Regions from separate parts of the Homo sapiens genome. Here region 1 is linked to region 2. A link is a loop called in an ENCODE intact Hi-C map of the cell type or tissue named here. Cell type or tissue: right lobe of liver. All regions are shown on one strand. Each heading gives the region's core, and the rest is flanking DNA. Links, peaks and the distances in the headings are about the cores only.

Evidence for each region. A loop is a pair of places that touch in the nucleus more often than their neighbours do. Peaks named below come from ENCODE experiments on the same cell type or tissue, not always from the same donor. Only the 100,000 strongest peaks of a DNase experiment are listed, where the experiment ranks them.
Region 1: a loop joins it to region 2, with 2.4 times the contacts of the local background. A loop is called at or near these places in 5 of 110 quality-filtered maps.

The regions. Positions count from the first base shown.
Region 1 is chr14:69,929,398-69,938,933 of GRCh38, forward strand. All of the region lies in intron 1 of SMOC1 (SPARC related modular calcium binding 1), which reads left to right. Among named protein-coding and RNA genes, the nearest start is that of SNORD169, 44 kb to the right of the region's middle. In right lobe of liver, for the core only: no CTCF peak of the experiment used is centred there; DNase peaks (open chromatin) are centred at 4,384 and 8,208; H3K27ac peaks cover 2,949 bases.
Region 2 is chr14:69,885,027-69,894,492 of GRCh38, forward strand. All of the region lies in intron 1 of SMOC1 (SPARC related modular calcium binding 1), which reads left to right. It also overlaps the pseudogene RPL7AP6. Among named protein-coding and RNA genes, the nearest start is that of SMOC1, 10 kb to the left of the region's middle. In right lobe of liver, for the core only: a CTCF peak has its summit at 3,490 (motif pointing right); DNase peaks (open chromatin) are centred at 2,825 and 3,115; H3K4me3 peaks cover 404 bases; H3K27ac peaks cover 3,556 bases.

The sequences.
Region 1 (9,536 bases), core at 535-8,534, 45 kb after region 2:
TTTTACAGATGAAGAAGCTGAGGCTCAGAGAGGTTAAGTGACTTGCCTAAGGTCATGCGGCAAGTAAGTCATAGAGCTGGGATTTGAAATCCTGGTCTGTCTGATTCTAAACGCCATACTCTTAACTACTGTGCTACGTTGGCCACAGAGATGCCTGAGAAACCGAGTGCTTTCTAAGACATTGGGGTGTTTTAGAGACATGTCCTGGAAGCTGTGTGAGAGGGAAGCCTGGGGCTCAGGGAAGCCAGAGTATTGAATCTTGGAGGCTTCTTTGGGAATCCAAGCCCCTGGAGAAGAAGGGAGGGATATGATCTCCCGGGGGAAAAGTACAACTCAATAAAGAGCTTCTTGGTTCTGGATTAAACACAGGTGGAACTGCTTCTTACTGGTAATTGGGAGTTTGGCCAGATTGTGGGGCTTGTTTCTTGGTCGGACAGGGAAGGAGGCAGCCCCAGAGGCGTTAGGCTGACGAAGGAAAAGAGAGGCCTTCTTACTCAGAAACCTCTTCCTGGTGTCTGGGCCAAGCTAGGATCAGTCTCTTTTCTGGAGATGCAAGTAGGGTCTGGTACAGGACTTGAGAGTTCGGCCCCACATCTGTGGTGACCCTCCCCTAGGGAGGCAGAGACGTGGCTGGGGGAGCAGCCCCAACCCCTGTATCCACTTCAGAGATGGGCTGTGGAATCCACATGTGCTTCTGCTGCTTGGCTTCTGGATCATTCCTGATTCTGTTCCCACCTCTGCCCTCACCCCTTTCATCCCCAGTGACTGTACCCCTGACAGCACCCTTCCCACTCCCCTGACAGCACCCTTCTCACCCCCCTGACAGCACCCTTCCCACCTCTGCACCTCTCCAGCCAGTTACCGAGGGACCTCACTGCCCATCCCACCACACTGCCCGTCCCAGAAGGCCGTCAGCTGCCGGATCACCTCACTTGAGAGGTCTGTAGGGGCACTTGCGATGTGCCAAAAACATTGCTCAGGTTGGATGGATGTGCTCTTGGCATGAGGGTGAGCAGAAACCGAGTCCTCTTTTGTGCAACATTATGTTTAAATTGCTTGAACCAAACTGTGGCTTTGGGGCAGGGCTGTTTTTCCCCTTAGCAGCTGACTGGGTGCAGAGGAACAACACCGAGTCAGTTCCAGCCACTTTTTCTGGGTAAGTGATGGCAGCCAGGTCACTGGGCTGGGGTTTTAGGAGTAGGAGGTCTGAGGAAGGGCCCCTGGGTATGCAAGAGAAAGGGTCAGGAAATGGGAGTTCCTGGGCCTCAGGGCTTAGGCCTCAGAAAAGCTCTGTCAAGGGAGGACCTTGAGAGCCTGGCCAGCTAGTGGCTTCTGAAGCCGGCTTCCCAGGCAAGGACACTCGCACCCCAGTGCCTGATGCAGCTCTTGGCCTGGAGCTGGGAATGCAGGGGGTGACCTGATTCCATTGCATTTGCTGAAGTAGGCTGGAACCAGAGATGGCGACAGCTGCTTCCAGAATCTTCCTCTAAACCATCTCCTGTGTTGATTCTTCTTTTCCATCTCCACTGCCACAGTGTAGCCCGGGCTGCTGTCAACACCTCATGCTTGCATTTGTGCCAGTGCCTCTTAACTGTCCATTTTGCATTTATTCTCTTTCCCCTTCACTCTGTTCTGCCCTCTGTGGCCAGAACAAGCAGCTGAAAACATCAGTTTTATGGAGTGACTTTCCTACCCAAGCTTCCACGGGTTCTTTCTGGGCCACAGAACTGAGGCTCGGCTGTCTTGAGGGAGCCATCCCACCTTCACACAGACATCTGGCAGCAGCCACATGGGCGTCTCCTCTGTCTCCTGCGCACGCATGGCCGTTTTATTCAGGGTGCTCTCCTCTGCCTGACATGCCTTTCCTCGTCTCAGCCATGAGGCCAAATGTTATTTATCCTTCAAGGGGCAGCCTGAGTCCCGCTCCCTCCGGGCAGTCTTCCCAGCTGCCCCAACTCCTCCTTCTCCAAGACCTTCAGCTCCACTCGCTGTCGTCCTCTGGACAATTCCATGACAGGCGGGCAGTGTATAGCTCTTCCTTGTTTGTTGGTCTTTTCTCTTGACCCAGAGCATTGGCTTTTGGAGGAAGGAGCCAGATCATGTTCTTTGGGAGCTGACAGCAGGCGCTGGGTCAAGCCTCTAATGAGCACTTAAGAAATAATTGTTGAATTGATCAACAGGAAATAAGCTTAGATTGCAGCACAAGGGATTTAGGTTGGATTTAAGGAAGGATTTCTAGAGAGCCATTAGATGTTTAGAAAGGATGGCTGAGGGAGACTATGGCAGTACCAGGTCTTACCACAATTATGAAAAATAAGAGAAGATTCTCCTGAAAATCAGGGGATGTGGCGGTGGCAGCTGTCAAGGTTTACATGGAGAAAGGTGGGGAAGGAGAGAAAGAAATGGCCACGCTTTAGTGTCCAGTTAAAGGACTACAGACTTTTGGCTGGAATCTGCCTTTCTACTTCTGATTCTTGTCATTAGCTGAGGGCTTTCTTCACTTTTCCCTCCTGTGACGCAGCTTGAGTCAAGCTATACCTCAAGGCGTGGGATGAGAAGTGGAGCAGGTGTCGCGCAGGGAGCGGGGCACTGACCTCACCAGGGCCAAAGCCATGGAGCATCCGCCTGTTCTGGCAGTCCAAAGAGTGGCTTTGCCATCCCGTTCCTCAGAACCCGAGCTGTTCCTCAACCCTCCAACAGGTGCGTGGTGGGTTGTATGGTGAAGGCATGCTCAAGGGAACGGGAACACCCTTCTTCACCACTACCCTCTGTGTTTCGCAAAACACGAGTCCACCAGCGGGGTGCTTTGTTTTGCCTGCAGATGTGTGAAGCCACAGGCACAGCCCCTGAACAGGAACAGCTTCCTGAAGGGCTCAGGAGGGGGTCAGTGGCTTTATAGTAAACTTGCTGTTTTGCTGTAGAATGCACGACTATGTTACAGGTGATGAGCTTCCTCTGCTGCGCTGGGGCCTTCCGGGACTTTACTACCACGCCACCCTCAGCCCCACATGCCTCCTCCTGTCCCTGGGGCTGGGGGTGTGCTGAGTGAAAGGAGTGGTAGAAGTGAGGAACAAAGCCGCCACAAAGGCATCAGGAGGAATGGGGGCAGTGGGAGCTGGAGGAACCTTTCGGTGCCATTTGGGCTTCAGATGCAGCATTGTTCATACAGGTGCAGCCCTCTCCTCCGGCTCTCAAAGGCCGGATTAGGCACATTCAGTCTTTGTTCTGATATCACAGCCGGCCTCTGCTCTATTCATTCAAAGGCGGCTTTGTGGTCCTGGGGACCGACCCCTGTGCTTTGGGAGCCCCTGTGCCGGAAGATGGAGAGACACTGGCAGGGCAGTGCGGCTTTTTCCTGGTGACCACTTACAGGAGCTGTGATGGAGTGGGCGGGGGGTGCAGAGCAAAGGCAGCTCTGGCAGGGCTGGAAGTATTTTGGGGACGCTGGCAGCAGTTCTTCTGTCACCTTCTGTAAGCCGATGAGACATTCTGAGCAATTCTGACGGAAGCTGTGCAAGACTACACCAACCTAGGGCAGTAGTTTTAAAATTTCTTGAAGACATGGAACTCTTCTTACACCAAATCAGACTGCATCCTCAGAGGCCAGACCACTGAGAGAGTTTTAATGATGAGTATACTTAGGGTGACATACATTATGGGGTGCAGAGCAAAAGTTTAAACGGATCGATTCTCTGATCCGTTTCACCCATAGCAAGCGCAGGTGAAAAAGGGTAAAGTTTTCTTACAAAATACATCTTTACGATATAGTTTTTATCTTACTCTTTTACTTCAACCCAGTGGCCCTTCTGGGAAAGGTCTAAACAAAAAGTAGATGTTTAGTGTACTAGTATTTTATTTATTTTCAGAAACAGGATGGCAGTTGTAGGCTTGTAATAACATCGTTCTCCCATTTAAAATGTTCATTATTTTTAAAAATTCATTATGGCTGTTTCTGAAAAATGAAAGACTTTTTTTTTCACTACGGTTAGTTAACACATGTACTGTTTCTGAATTTAAAACTCGAAATATCTTCCACCTCTTTTTGTCATGGTTCTTTATACAGCTGTGTGTTAAAAATCACTGTAATACAAAATTAGAAAGAAATGAGCTCACACAAATGTAAAAGACATTTTTTTGTTTTTGTTTTTTTTAGACAGATTCCTTCTCTGTTGCCCAGGCTGGGGTACAATGGTGTGATCTCGGCTCACTGCAACCTGCGCCTCCTGGGTTCAAGCGATTCTCATGTCTCAGCTGGGACTACAGGTGCACACCACCACGCCTGGCTTATTTTTGTATTTTTAGTAGAGACAGGGTGTCCCCATGTTGGCCAGGTTGGTCTTGAACTCCTGACCTCAAGTGATCTGCCTGTCTCAGCCTCCCATAGTGCTGGAATTACAGGCATGAGCCATCGCGCCTGGCCAGAAAATTGGCTATTTCACAAAATATACGAACTTTGACTTTGTTTGCAAACCAATATCTAGAATCCTTGCTAACTTCAGTGAAAGTATGTTGAAACCATGGGATGCAGTTTAAAAAACTGATTTAGTCAATAATAGAAGTATTAATGTAGTAACATCTAAGATTTTTCAAACAGTTTTTATGTGCCAACCCACTCCTTTATTCTCAGAACATCTTCGATACTGTAACTGCCATATTTCCCTGCCTTAACAGATGAGGAAACTGAGGCTCATAGAGGTATGTATCTTGATCAAGGTCCAAGGACCAAGGACTGGATCCCAGGTGTGTCTCACTGAAAGTCCATGTTTTTACCGCCTGCCTTGCATTTTCTGCCCAGTACAGAGGACCTTCCCAAGCAGCACCCCTTTCTTTGCTGTGTCCCGTTGAAGGCTCACATCTCGTTTCTGTTAGAAGCATCACACCTGATTGACGACTGGGGTATTGTCATTGGCCCAGGGCTTTGACACTGAGTTAGTCTGGCATCCATCTCCATCCACCGAGGCATACATGAGGACAGCCCCTTCCCCCACATCAGAAATAGAATGGCATTGATTCTGAATTTTGTCCCTCATATTTTCGTCCTGCTATGTTAGAGAGCAGCTCCCCAGGAGAGAGACAGAGCAATCTCCAATCTAGCCAGATGGGGCAGGAAGGATGGGGTGGGACTGAACCACAGGGGAGAAGTGTTGGGTCCTAGAAAAATTGCTGCTGAGGTCCAGGTGTTATGGCCTTTGAAGGACTCAGCATCTTTGTTTAGTCCTACTCCTCTCCTTTTTAAGGGAATAGATGGGAGGAGGTAAGAATGTGGTGGTAGGATCTTAGAAACCTACATCTTCTTTACTAAATTATGCAAAAACATCATTTGCTGAGCCTTTACGTAGTCCAAGGCTGGATTGAGGGTTTAGCTCCTTTGGATCTTCACACAGTTCCTTGGTCCTTGTTGGCTGACATATAATGGAGCCATAGGTCTGGGTTTGAATTCTGATTATATGGCCTTGATCAATTGCTCAACTTTTCTGAGTCTCAGTTTTTCCATCTGCAAAGTGGGATGCAGAAGATTACCTCTTGGGTGGTTGTCAGGATCAATTAAAATAATTTATTTAAAATTCTTAGCCCTGCCCCTGGCACATAGAAGGCATACAATAAATGAGAATCCCCTGGAAACTTATTTCTATTCTACTATGACTTCTTCCTCTCTAATTCCCTCTTAGAATGCTGTAAAATTTCAGCAGTGCAATTGGGTGCTTTATAGTCTAGGTTTTAGATAAATGTAGTCTTCTTTCTTGGAACTTCTGTACTAAAATATAATTTTTAAGGCAGTTTTCTGGTGGAGACAGGGACCCCAAATAGATTTAGATCTGGCATGGGGAATCTGTTTAAGGTAAAGCAACCTCTATTTTAAGTGTCTCCTTCAGAGATGCTTTTAAATGCACCAAAAGTTGGGGAGATATACCTTATCGAGGTAAAAAGGAGAAAATTGAAAATTGTCTTTTTCTGCTTTCCCTAGAAGAAATAGTTTCTTATACAAGACCAAACACTCCAGCACAAGTCATCCTTAGCCCTATCTTTTTGGAGGCCGATCAGAAGGCAGTCAGCCCTGTATTTTAACCTAGCCTAAGTACTCTGATTAGCTTGAGCAACTTCAGAAGTTGGCCTGTGGCCTCCCGAGCCCCTCTTCCAGCTAGTTTGCTGGGGTCTCTTTAGAGTTGATGTGTTTTTCTGGATCAGGTCAGGAACGGAATTGCCTTTTAAAGAGACACCTGTGTTGTGACCCAGACCAAGAAGAACCTCCTCCAAGGAGCTTGCTACATGTGGGTGGCAGCACGGGGGTGGTTGTGCTTTGGTGTATCCCCACTCTGAAGTCTGTGCCTGGGACCTGACTCCGCAGCTCAAGGGTACTAAGGCCCTAGAAGGATGTGAAATAGGAACAGTGAGGATTGCGTCCACAGGACCATGAGGGGCAGGAACTATGGCAGTGTGCCCCTCCCTGCAGATCCTGTGCCTAGCACAGTGGCTGACCTTAGAAGGGGGTTAGTAAATTTTATGGAATGAATGAATGTGGCAAGTTGTGGAGCTAGTGTATGAAACTACCTTCAGGTTTTGAATTGTTTTGCAAGGAAACGAATGCCAGGGGAGTTTTGTCCTAAGGGCATCTTTCAGCAATGATGGGAGAGCCAATGTCCCTCCACATCCCTCCCCTACCTGAAGCTAGAGCTGCATGTCTTGCAAGGTCTTATTTTTGGCCCTGTGATTTTCATTTCTCCCCCATTCTCCCAGTTGACGACATATCACCACCGTTTGTCACCTTCTAGTCTAAGGGCCCATACAGGTTACATGTGTGCCCTAGAGAGGCTGCTGAGTGCCGCTGGCAGCCCCTATCACAGCACCACTTTGGCTTGGGACATTAGAGTTCATCCCAACTGGTGAGATTCAGAGCTGCATCATAGGGAAGGCTGAAGACTGCCTGTCTGTGTCATCTGAGCTGAAGAGGGAGACTACGTGGTGAGGATGCAGTTGCCTGGGTAGACGCTGCCCGAGAGGGCATCTGGGCCTGTAATGCTAATGACACTGTTGAGAAAGGACACTGAGTTGTTCTGTGCTGAACTGAGAACCGTAGGTGTGACACAGAGGAACAAGTAACCCCATCCGACTTCCAGAGATCAAGAAGCCGAGAAGGCATCCTTCCTCCTTCCCCTCCCACTGCGAGTCTGGGCAAGCTTCGCTCAGTCCCTGGCCTTGTGTGGGCCATTGCCGGCCAGCGTTGGATGCTTTTGAGGTGACAGCAGAATTTGGTGTAGAACTTTGGGTGCAACTTGGCTAAAGGCAGGTCTGGGTCAATCTGTTTGGATTCTGTGTGTGCCTCACTCTCATCCCTTTAAAACAGGTGTTTTTTAGGAAACTTAGAACTAAAGAAAAGTGCCAAGAAAAAAGCCAAACCCATCTATAACCCATCTGTGTTCCTACCATTCAGAGACAGTCACTATTAACATTTTGGTATATTTCCTATCTTTTGTCTTTCTCTTTTTCTGTCTGGAGTGGGAGGAAGATTACTTACATATATACACACATAAGTATGTATTATATGTATGTATATTTATATACATGTTTGATATTCTGCTTTGGTTTTAGTTAATTTTATATTGTGAGCATTTCCCCGGTCAATAAAAAGTCTTGAGAACTGCATTGAAGGCTGGGTGAAAAGTCTTTAGTACCGAGTCTTTTGGGTGTTATCCTTCGCATCAGAAAAGCCTGTGGAGTTCCCGTTCTTTGAGAGTGTGCAGGCTTTGCTTGGTGTGCCCTGCATTCTCTCTGGGAGTAGATCCACCCACCCCTTGCTATCTTGTTTCTACAGGACTGCTTAACAGATGGGATCTGCTAAGTGCAAAAGCAAGGGTCTCTCAATCAGTTTGCCTAATCCCATGTTTGAGGGAAATCTGACCTTAAGGGTTATAAATGTCTGGACTAATAGAAAAAGATCCTCGTAGTCAAATACAGGTTTTTATCCTTAAAAGAAAGATCTTTGCTCTGCCCTGGAACTGAAAGGGTTAGTACATGGAAGAACCATTCTTTCTCTCCCTCAGGAGTGGGTTTGCTTTGGTTTTCCACTGATCTCCCGTTCCTGCCTGTAGAATTTGACATGGTTTTATTTACTTTTCCTTGGCCCAGTTTGGGTCAACAGGATTTCTCTCCTGCTCAGAACAGCCTCACAGTTGTGCGAAGTCAGACGTGAGCCTGGGGCCTGGGCAGCGGTCATCAATCCTTGTCTGAGCGACGCAGTGGGGATTTTCAGCTTGAGATGGTCTGACAGCACCAGCGCCACCGCCAGTCCCACACGGGCCAAGCTATTTCTTCTCCCCTTTTGCCTGTGACTTCGAAAGCATTTTGTGTGTGTGTTTGAGGGTATGCACACATGCATGCTCACATGTGTGCATGTATGTGCTTTTGTGTTTGGTGATCTGAAGCCAGGCATCAATCAGTACAGCAGGATCTCAAATGACAGTGGAAATAGCAATGAAAGGAAGCACACGAGTTAAACACACACAGCCCCAACAGAATTCGATGATATAGCAAGACTGGGATTTCCTCTTCTGTTTGTTTTAGCCTGCACTTGCTCAGCTTCATTCCCAGGGCTTAGTGCTGTAAGGGAGTGGATTTCCTCAAGTGCTGTGGATAAAGCATTTCTTCCTCTGTTATCTCCCTTGTCAGTGTAAATCTCTCCACTGTGTAAGTGGAAATGAAGATGAGCCTGTGTGTATGCCATAGGATTTCACCCAAATTAAACAGGCACTTAAATGACATTTTCCTTCATGATAATCCTATGACACTGAAATATACCAGTTCTCCATTTTGTTATTACAGAGCCATGACATACTCTCCAGGGGCTGGGAGAGTATAGTACTCTGCCTCTTCTTCCTGCTATGTTTAGAATTTGTGTGGCAGTCTTTTATCGTGGGTGGGCTATGTTGAGGCTGTTTTGGGCCCTTTTGTATTGATAAGGGGAACAGTCGGTGGTAAAAGCACAATATGCGAGTGGATAAATATTTTCTAAGGTTAGAAAACGAATAGCAGCAACACCAAGAATCCCGTGTAGTGGCGTCGTGAGGGCTAACGGCAGCTCTGCAGCAGGATGAGAAAGGAGACCCAGCAAGAGGAGAGTCTGTCTTGCAGGTTCAGTGGCTCAGGCCTGGAGAGTGGCTTTTGGGCTTCTTACCCCTTAAGATGTTGTTGGGCTGCTGCTGTATTGGGGATGGAGCAGGAAGCACACTGGGTGGGGCTCACCTGGCCCATTTGGCTCATTGAAGGAGGGACAAGCAGTGTCCATGACTTCTGTCGGTGGCGTGAGGGTCTCTTATAGGACACTGATAAGGTCTCCATTCACCTCCTTTGGGGAACATACTGTGATATCGGAGGTCTTATGTCTGGTGATGCAGAGCAGATCCAGAGGGGAGGAAAACAAAGACTTCCAGTGCTATTGTTTTTGCAAGTAACTTAGCTGGCAGCTTTCTTCTTCCACATTCTTGGTCCTAGACTCTTGAACAAGAGCCAGTGATTGTGCCCTCCAAACGATGACTTCCTAA
Region 2 (9,466 bases), core at 1-8,000:
AGACATTTTCACAACATTTGCTCTTCCAATTCATGAACGTGACATCTCTTTCCATTCATTTGTGTATTCTTCAACCTGAAACTTATTTCTTAAATGTTTTAGATATTTGTTATTTCTTCTCTCACCTCTTGATCACTTGATTCATCCTTCAAAACCCAGTTCCAACATTACTCTCTAGGAACTTTTCTACAGAGCATTCTTTTTGCTTAGGAACGATTACTCTCTCCTTCGAACAACTTCTTTTTTTTTTTTTTTAAGGAAAATTTGTATTATTTTAATTATTTTTATGTACAGAAAACTCAACAGTGTACATTTAACCCAGTTTAGTGGCAAGTTCTTTAGCCTTTGCCTTTTTGCGCTTGGCGATACGAGCCACAGACTTAGGACCCAGGACATTGCCACCCCAGTGACGGCGGATCTCATCGTATCTGTCATTGTAATTGGTCCTGATAGCTTCCACCAGCTTAGCCAAAGCGCCTTTGTCTTCTGAGTTCACCTGTGTGAAGGCGACAGTGGTGCAGGTCTTCCTGTGGACTAGACGTCCCAGTCTTGCCTTCCCCTTGATAATGCAGTAAGGGACCCCCATTTTACGACATAGGGCAGGCAAGAAGACAACCAGCTCGATGGGATCCATGTCGTGTGAAATCACCACCAGCTGAGCTTTCTTGTTCTCCACCAAGGTGGTGACAGTGTTAACTCCTGCTCGAAGGACAGGTGGTCTCTTCTTCGGGACGTCCCCTTTGCCAGCAGCTTTCTTCTCGGCCCGGGCCAACAGTCTCTGCTTCTTCTCTTGCTTTGTCTCTGGCCTGTACTTGTGGGCCAGCTTAAGCAGCTGAGTAGCTGTTTGGCGGTCCAGGGCCTGGGTGAACTGGTTAATCGCAGGAGGCACTTTCAGCCGCTTATAGAGGATGGCTCTCTGCCGCTGCAACCTGATATAGCGGGGCCATTTCACAAAGCGGGTGAGGTCTCTTTTGGGCTGGATGTCCTGTCCAATGCCAAAATTCTTAGGCCTTTTCTCAAACAGGGGATTCACCACTTTCTTAGCCTCCTGCTTCTTCACGACAGCTGGGGCCGGAGCCACCTTCTTTCCCTTGGCCTTCTTTCCTTTCGGCATCTTGGGCAGCGGGAGGAGAGAGCTCCTTTGAACAACTTCTATATCTGGTCCACTTGTATTCTAACTTGTATTAATCCTCCTGCAGTGAGCATCTTAATATCAGGCCAGCATCTTCCTCTTCTTTGCACCAAGTTGGCCCTTTAGCATTTCATGCATGATCTGTTTTGTTAAATGAACAAATCTGCAAGCCCCTTGAGGACAGAATAGAGACCTCATTCATCAGGGTGCTTGTCACATTGTAAAGCATTCTGTAAATATATATTGAAATGAAGTGGACTGCATAATGATGTCCAACCTGAACCCCTGCTGTTGTTTAAATCTGAAATTGGTTACTTACAAACTGGCTTTTCCATTTTTGAGTTTTTGTTCTTTGTTTAAAAATAAGTGTGTTTGGTAGTTACAGGAAGGCTGGGGGAAGAGAGACTCAACATGCGAATTTGAATAGGGAAACTGGCTTTATAGCTCCTCCCCAGTCCTTTTTTGTATCTTGCATTTGCCAAGAGTGAAACAGCTTCTAAACTGTTTCCTTCCATTTGACTAGCCCATCCCAGCATCTGGTCCAGGGTGGGTCCTTGTGTCTGCTTAGATGCTTTTCCTATTATCTGTGCCCCTGACAAGAATCCTTCTTTTCCATATGGGGGGATTTAGCTGAAGTGCTACTGAAGTGTTAGGCCAAGGACCAGATTTAAACATTTTGGTAGAGCTGACATGTGAAATTTATAGAAACAAAAGGACAGGAAGAGGAAACAATCATCTTAGAATCTCTAGGAAATGCAATCAAAATAGAAAAGAATTGATATGATCTAATTATCTTCTGAAGTTGAGTATTCACATTTCTTATGGCCCAGCAATTCCACTCCGGCTCTATGTGCCCAGGAGAAACTCATGTCCTGTGCAACTATGTTTATAATATCACATGCCTGGAAAGAGCCCAGATGCTCATCAGTGGGAGGGCAGATGAGTAAACTGTGATGAATTCACAGTGTAAAATTATACTCAGCCAAAACAAGTGAACAACAGTGACATGCAAAAATATGGATAAATCTTGGCAATATGATATTAAGTGAAAGAAAATTACCAAAAGATACAGTAACTTATAAATAACTAAAATTAAAAAAAAGTTTTTAGGACTACATACAGCTACAACAAAATGCTATGAAAAGCATAGTAAAGTAATGATGGATACAGATTCAGGGTGAAGTTAGGGTGAGGCAGGGGGATAGGATGGGTAAAACCATATGGTTGGTGTGGGTTGGTGTTGATACTCTACCTTTTTGGGGGAGAGGGAGGATGGGCTAAAGGCATTTGTCCATTATTCAAGATCTAATAGCTGATAAAAAAGTGAGCCCTGCATAAACCAATGCTGAGTGTATCATGAGCCAAAGATTAAAATTAATTCAATTCTTTGCATGTGAGGTCAAACAAAAAGTCCCAGAGTAAGGGACTCCTTTCTTGCCACCTTCTGCTTCCTCCCCACCTTTCAAGATGTGCATGTGGCTCTATCTAAAATAACCCCACTGGGGAGTGATTTTGGCTTCTAGACCCAGAGCAGACCCAGGCCCTGGCATAAACGTCTGCATCAGGTGGCCTAAGGGCTCATTTGTAAAGCTAAGCTGGCAGTGGGCAGTCTTCCCTTTTCCTTGCTCAGGGTGATTCACCCTGCAGAGTGGAAGTGTTCATGAGCTGATGCATGGGTCAGAAACTTTATTTGCCAGTGGGGCCTGTGGGTGGAGGTAGTGTCTGGACTAGGGGAAGGCCTGTTTCTAGTTTGATGCCTGTCTTTATTCCAACCTCCCCTCACCGCCTTTTGCAGGAGCTGGGGGTGGGATGCATGGTCCTGCTTAGCAGGTACAGGGCACCCTTTCTCTCTGGGCCACATAGAGATTTATTGTTTAGGCAGCCAAGTCCTGGTATTGCTGCTAGTGGTAGAGGATGTCAGTGTGGAGGGCCCCCTCCTTCCATGTTTGGGGAGGACAAAGGTTGAGTTGCGGATGAGAAATAAATCGGAGCTGCTTGTGAGGCCGCCAAACAGGGTTAGATTTGTACAGTATGTGCTCTGCATGGGTCATGAGTCACTGAGAGGTTCAGAGATTGGATTGCCATGAATCACTTCCAACTGTCCCCATGAAGACCCCAAAGCAACATAGGTGACTATAGGGTTTTCTTTTGCATCCAACATCATTCGGAATTCAGTTGCTAGATCACAAAATAATCTTACCTTTGGCCACATCTAAGCTTGTTAGGTATGGAGCTCTGCATACTTCCTGGACGTCACCTTGGTTGATTTCAGCATCCTTTTTTTGAGTCAGAATGGGGCAGCCTCTCTAAGACAGGAAAGGTAGCTCTCATCTCAGTAGAGCCTTTCCCACCACCAGGGAGCACTGGGACTGAGCAAAGTTCCATGAGGTCAGGCATAATGTGTTTTGAAACCTGACAAATTATCTAGAGGTTTGAACAACTACGCCTCGCCTCCTTAAAATCTATTTTACACTACGGTGTTGATTGGATTCTATAAGATAAGGGCTGAAAGCCTTTTTTTTTTCTTTTAAAGTATTGACAGTGGAGAAAAATTGGACCTGCTTCCCAGAGTGGTTTATTTTTAGAACTAGATATGCATTCTAAGGCAGTGCTGGGAGTTTTAAATAATTTTTATGGATGTTCATTATGCATTTATTCTTGAAACTTCTGCCAAACCCCTGGGGAGAGGACACATTGTAGATAACAAATAAAAGAGTGAGATAGGGAGTGTTATAAAAGGACGTGTATTACTCCTTCACTTCCTCCTTCCAAAGTGCCAGTGACCTGCTTAAAAACGATGATGCCAGTGACTTCTCTTCATCCACAGAACTTTCCACAAGGATGGACATGTTTTATAACTGCACTGTCCAATATTAGCCACATGTGGCTATTGAATATTTGAAATGTGGTTAGTACACTGAGGACCTGAATTTTAAATTAAATTAAATTAATGTAAATATGAATGTTAATAGCCACATGTGGTTGGTGGCTATCATATTGGACAGTGCTGGACTCTGACCAGTGTGTCCAACCTTACCTTCTGCTGGATACCCCCATGTGCCCTAGACCTCAGCAGGGCTGAACCACTGTACTTCCTGATCTCTCCTTCCTTCCCCATTTCTGTCTGTCAGAATCCTGCCCATCATTCAAAAGGTTCAGATGTTACCTCCACGCAGTCCTTCTAGATTGGTCCCAGGAAGAATTCTCTCAGCTTCCTTTAAGCAAAGAATCATTTGCTTACCCCTATGATGGCATGTGTCACCATCTTCCCTGTATCCCAGCCAACCAGGAGCAGCCTCAGCATAGGCTCAGAGGCAGACAGACTTAAGTGTGAGTCTGGCTCTGCTGTTGGGCACCCGGGCTAGTAATCTGGCCTCTTAGGTCCTCTGTTCCCTGATTTGTCCAATGGAGGTCACAGCACCTCTTTTCCAGGGTGGTGGGGAAAATGGATGATGTGCCTTGTATTAGCTTTCTATTGCTGCCATGACAAATGAACACAAACTTAGTGACTTAAACAACACAAATTTCTACAGATCAGAAGTCTGACATGGCTCTTAATGGGCTAAAAAAATCAGCAGGACTGAGTTCCTTTCTGGAGCTCTAGGAGAGAATCTATTTTCTTGCCTTTTCCAGCCTCTAGAATCTGCCTGCATTCCTCGGCTTGTGGCCCCTTCCACCTTTAAAGCTAGCAATCATTGGCCAAATCTTTCCTCATGCTGCCAGGGTCTCTCTGGTTCTGAATTTTCTGTGTCCCTCTTTGCAGTTTAAGGACTCTTGTGATTACACTGGGCCCACCCAGATAATTCAAACTAATCTCCTTATTTTAAGTTTAGCTGATTAGAACAAACCTCCTTGCCCTGTAACATAGCATTATTAGGATTAGCACATGGACATCTTTGTGGGGAGCGTGATTCTGCCTACCACATTCATTAAGGGCCTGGTACAGTGCCTGGCTCATAGAAAGTGCTTTACAATTGAAGCCATCATTATGACCAGCATCTGTTAGTTTCTTTCCTTTAGGGTAGGAGCCTCTTAATGATGAAGTCGCTTAATTTTCTTTATAGACTCCATCCTGCCCGAAAGCAGGTGCTTAATAAATGTTTATTGAATAATAGAATTTTCAATAAAGGTAGATATGTCTTTCCTTATAAAGATATATTGGATAGTAAAAAGTAATATGCAAAAAAGGGAATAGATGATCCCATTTAGGCAAAAAAGAAAGATGGTTTATGTGTTAAAAAATTAGGTAGATTGTATGTCATGCTGTTGGTGGTGGTGATCATGGGGATGTTCAATTTCCAAGAGATGCATTTTGGTAACTATTAACACAATTTCGTTTACAATGAGCATCTTTTAATCTTAGAGCAAAATAATAAAGATTAAAACATGCATGATTGAAAAATGCCCCCTAAACCTGCCTCAGCCCATCCTGATTCCTGAGTCACCCTGGCATTCAGTCTACATCTGACACAATTGGCCTGTATTCACGTTGGGCTAACTTTTAGGGCTAGTAACTATTAGTGCCAGGACTGCTCATTTTCAGCATACTTTGAGCTCAGACTGCTTTAAAGGAGAGTTTTCAATTAACCTCAGCAGGACATAACTGTAAAAAATATATTTATTGCTGCTGGTGGGAATATAAATTAGTATAACTTTGTACAATTACAGTTGAAGTTGTACACACTCTTTGACCTTGTAATTCTGCTCTGGTACATACCCTGGAGAAATTCTAATGTATATGGAGAGATAAGTTCGAGACTGTTCATAGCAGCATTTTCTGGTGGTGGTAAAACATGGGAAATTAGCCAAATGACCACCAACAGAAGAATAGAAAAATAAATTAAAGTATATACAAATAATGAACTATTACACAGTACTGAAAATGACTAATCTAAAGCTGTACTCATTATTGCAGATGAATTTCACCAATGTTGCATGAAAAAGGCAAATTGCAGAATAATACATAATGCTATTTTTTACATAAAGGTTGAAAGCATGCAAAAGCTATATTGTTTAGATGTAAAAAATGTAAAATAAAATTAAGAGCAGTGATGAATGCTGTGTGGAGCTCAGGTTAATTGTTAAGTAGGGCAAACTGGAATATGTCAGGGGACACATAGAAGGCTTGGATTGAATGGTAATATTGTTTGTCTTTAAATTGGGTGGTGAATACATATATTCTTAAATTCCTTTTTGTATATATTAAGGAATACATTATACATTTTTCATAAGATATTAAAATACATTTACATAGAGCACAAACAGGGTTTAAGAACAAATATTAAAAGTGATGCTTCTGGAAGGGGTTCTCAGCTGCATGAAGCTGAGCATGACTTTCCTTTCATCTGAAGGACAGGCTCAGGGGTGTTTAACCGAAGTTGCAATCCCTCTTCCCTCCCTACCCCCTGAACTGCATCTGCTGGCGTCTCCCTCCTACCCTCCTCAGGGCCAGGAGGGGCTGCTGCTGCCTTCTCCCGGCCTGTGCCTGCCAGCGTTAGTGCTCGTCTCTGCCCTCCCCAGGCCTCTGCTTGCCTGTCATCCTTGCCCTCCCTGGATGATCATGAATGAGGTTCTTCTTCATCTTCTCCAAGTTATTCACCGTCGGTTTAAGATTTCCAAAGTCGGAAAATAAAAATACAGAATGCCCAGGTAAATTGGAATTTCAGATAAACGACAAATTATGTTTTAGCATAAGTATGACCCGCATAAAAATTATTCATTGTTTATCTGAAATTGAAATTGAACTGAGTATCTTTTATTGTATCTGCCAATCCTAAATTAGTTCCTTTCTTTTGTAAATTACCTGCCCAGGGTTTTGGCTAATTTAAAAAATAGGGATGGTAAGTTTTTAAAAAAAATACTGAAGATATTAATCTGTTTTTCTGTCAAGTCTGGCAAATGCCTGTCTCAGTATGTTATATGAAAGGACGAGGGTTTCAATCCACTGAACTTTTACATGTTTATGTGGCTAATCTATTGTTATGGTTTCTGTCTTTGGTGTCAGGCTGAGAAAGGCCTTCTACTAAGATTATAGAAATTAGGGTGAATAAATTTCTAGAGACTTGGGTTGCACAAGCAGCAACAAATGCATGACACACTGGTCACCGATTAATGTTTGCTGTAAGTTTCTCTAGTATGTTCTGAATGGAACTTCTAAATGTAATCCTTTGGAGAGCATACTTGTTCCATGCTTCAGAAATTCCAGTAACATTTGGAAAGAAGATATGCCAACTGGAAGATTCTGTGAAGGTAATTGGGGAAATTTATTTAAAACGTGTTGGTAAGCAAGCTGTATCGGAAATGACACTAGAACTTGGCAAAGGACTTAGACTGTCCATCTTTGGGTCCTATCTAGTCATTAAATTTTTTTTTGTTGTTATGAAAACTTCCAAATATACACAAAAGGAGAGACTAGTACAATGGATTGCCATGGACCCCTTACCCACATTCGACCATGAACCACTCATGGCCAATCTTGTTTCTTCTACCAGTCTCCCTATTCCCTTGCTCAGATTATTTTGAAGCAAACATCTCCCTATTCCCCTGCTCAGATTATTCTGAAGCAAATCTGATATTGTGTCTTATCATCTGTACATTTTCATATATATCTGTAAAAGTTTAGGATTCATTAAAAATCCTAACCATGATACCATACCACAACCAAAAAATATTAGCAATAATTCTGTAATATAATACAATCAAATAATCAACATTCAAATTTCCTTGATGATCCCTTAAATATGCTATTCTGTTTCTTCGAATCAAGGTCCAAATAAGGTCCACATATTGCAATTGGTTGATTTGTCTCCTAAGTCTCTTTTAATCTATGAGTTTCTCCTCTACCTCTTTTTCACTTTGTAATTTATTTGTTGAGTAAACAGGTCTTCTGGAGTTTCCGCACTAGATTTTGCTGCCTGCATTTCTTTTGCATTTTGTAACATGTTTCTCTATCCTTTATATTTCTCGTAAAATGATAGTTAAATCAATAGGTTTGATCAGGTGTAGGTTTGATATATATATTTTTAAGTATATTTCATGGGAGTTGGTGTGTGCTTCTTTCAGGAGACATACAACATCTGTGATGTTAGCACCCATTGATGATCATTGCTAGACCTGTTAATTCACTGATTTTTAAACAAGTAACAGGCTCTACTGAAAAGAGATTCTAACTTTCGGGAGGCATTGCCATTATTTTCCTTGTCTCTGGTGTTGCCATGGAGGGATAGAGAAGGGGGTTTAGTGCTAAAGTTCCCTTCTCAAGGCTCTGTCAGTGGGGAGGCTGCATGCGATTGCAAAGCTCTGAGGGGGAAACTATGCCCTGAGTTCTTGGTTGGTGGCCTTGGGAGGGGAACCACCTTGGTTTCTGGTTGAAGTGGTAAGAGCATAAAGGAGCTGGTTTTACTTTTTACTGCTAATTGGGAGGTTTTTTGGATGTAACTATAGATTTGCTTTTTGTGTGATCTTTGGTATATTTATATCAGTTGGATATTTATGTTACAAGAAACAGATAATGCATTTTGAACTGGCTTATACAGTGAAGGAGATTCATTGGCTCAAGTAGCAGAAAGTACAGAGGTAAGACAGGTGCCATGGGCTGAATTCTATCTCCTTCAAATTCATGTGAAGTCTCAACCCCTAGGACCCAGAATGTGATTGTATTTGGAGATAGGGCCTTGATGAAACAATTAAGTTAAAATGAGTCTGTTACGGTGGGCCCTTAATCCAGTCTGACTGGTGCCCGAATAAGAAGAAGAGATTAGAACACAGAGAAAAACTAGGGACATGATTGCCATGTGATAAGGCAGCAAGAGGGTAGCCATCTTCAAGCTAAGGAGAGAAGCCAGAGAGGAGACCAACCCTGCCAGCATCTTGATCTTGAACTTCCAGCTTCAGAATTGTGAGAAAATAAATTTCTGTGATTTAAGCTACTCAGTCTGTGGTATTTTGTTATGGCAGCCCTAGCAAACTAATACAGTGACTTTTAGAGGTGGTTTGATTCAGTGGCTCAGTAGCATCATCAAATATACAGTGTCTTTATGTAGCTTCCCTCTGCCTTGTGTGGTGCATGTTTTATCCCAAGTCCAGCTTTTGTCATGGGGGCAAATGGCTGTAATGGTTCCATCCTTCCTATCTAAACATCATCCTTTCTAGAAGAGGGAAAAGAGAATTAGCTTTCAGTAGCTCTCTCAGAAGGTGGAGAGTCTTCATTCCTAGATGGTCTCAGGAAACTTAGCCATTCTTTTAACCAATCCCTTTGGCCAGGAGAATGCCATGCTCGACTTGGGCCCAGGTTTCTTAGACCAATCACTGTGGCAGCGGTGGGAGATAGGGTTA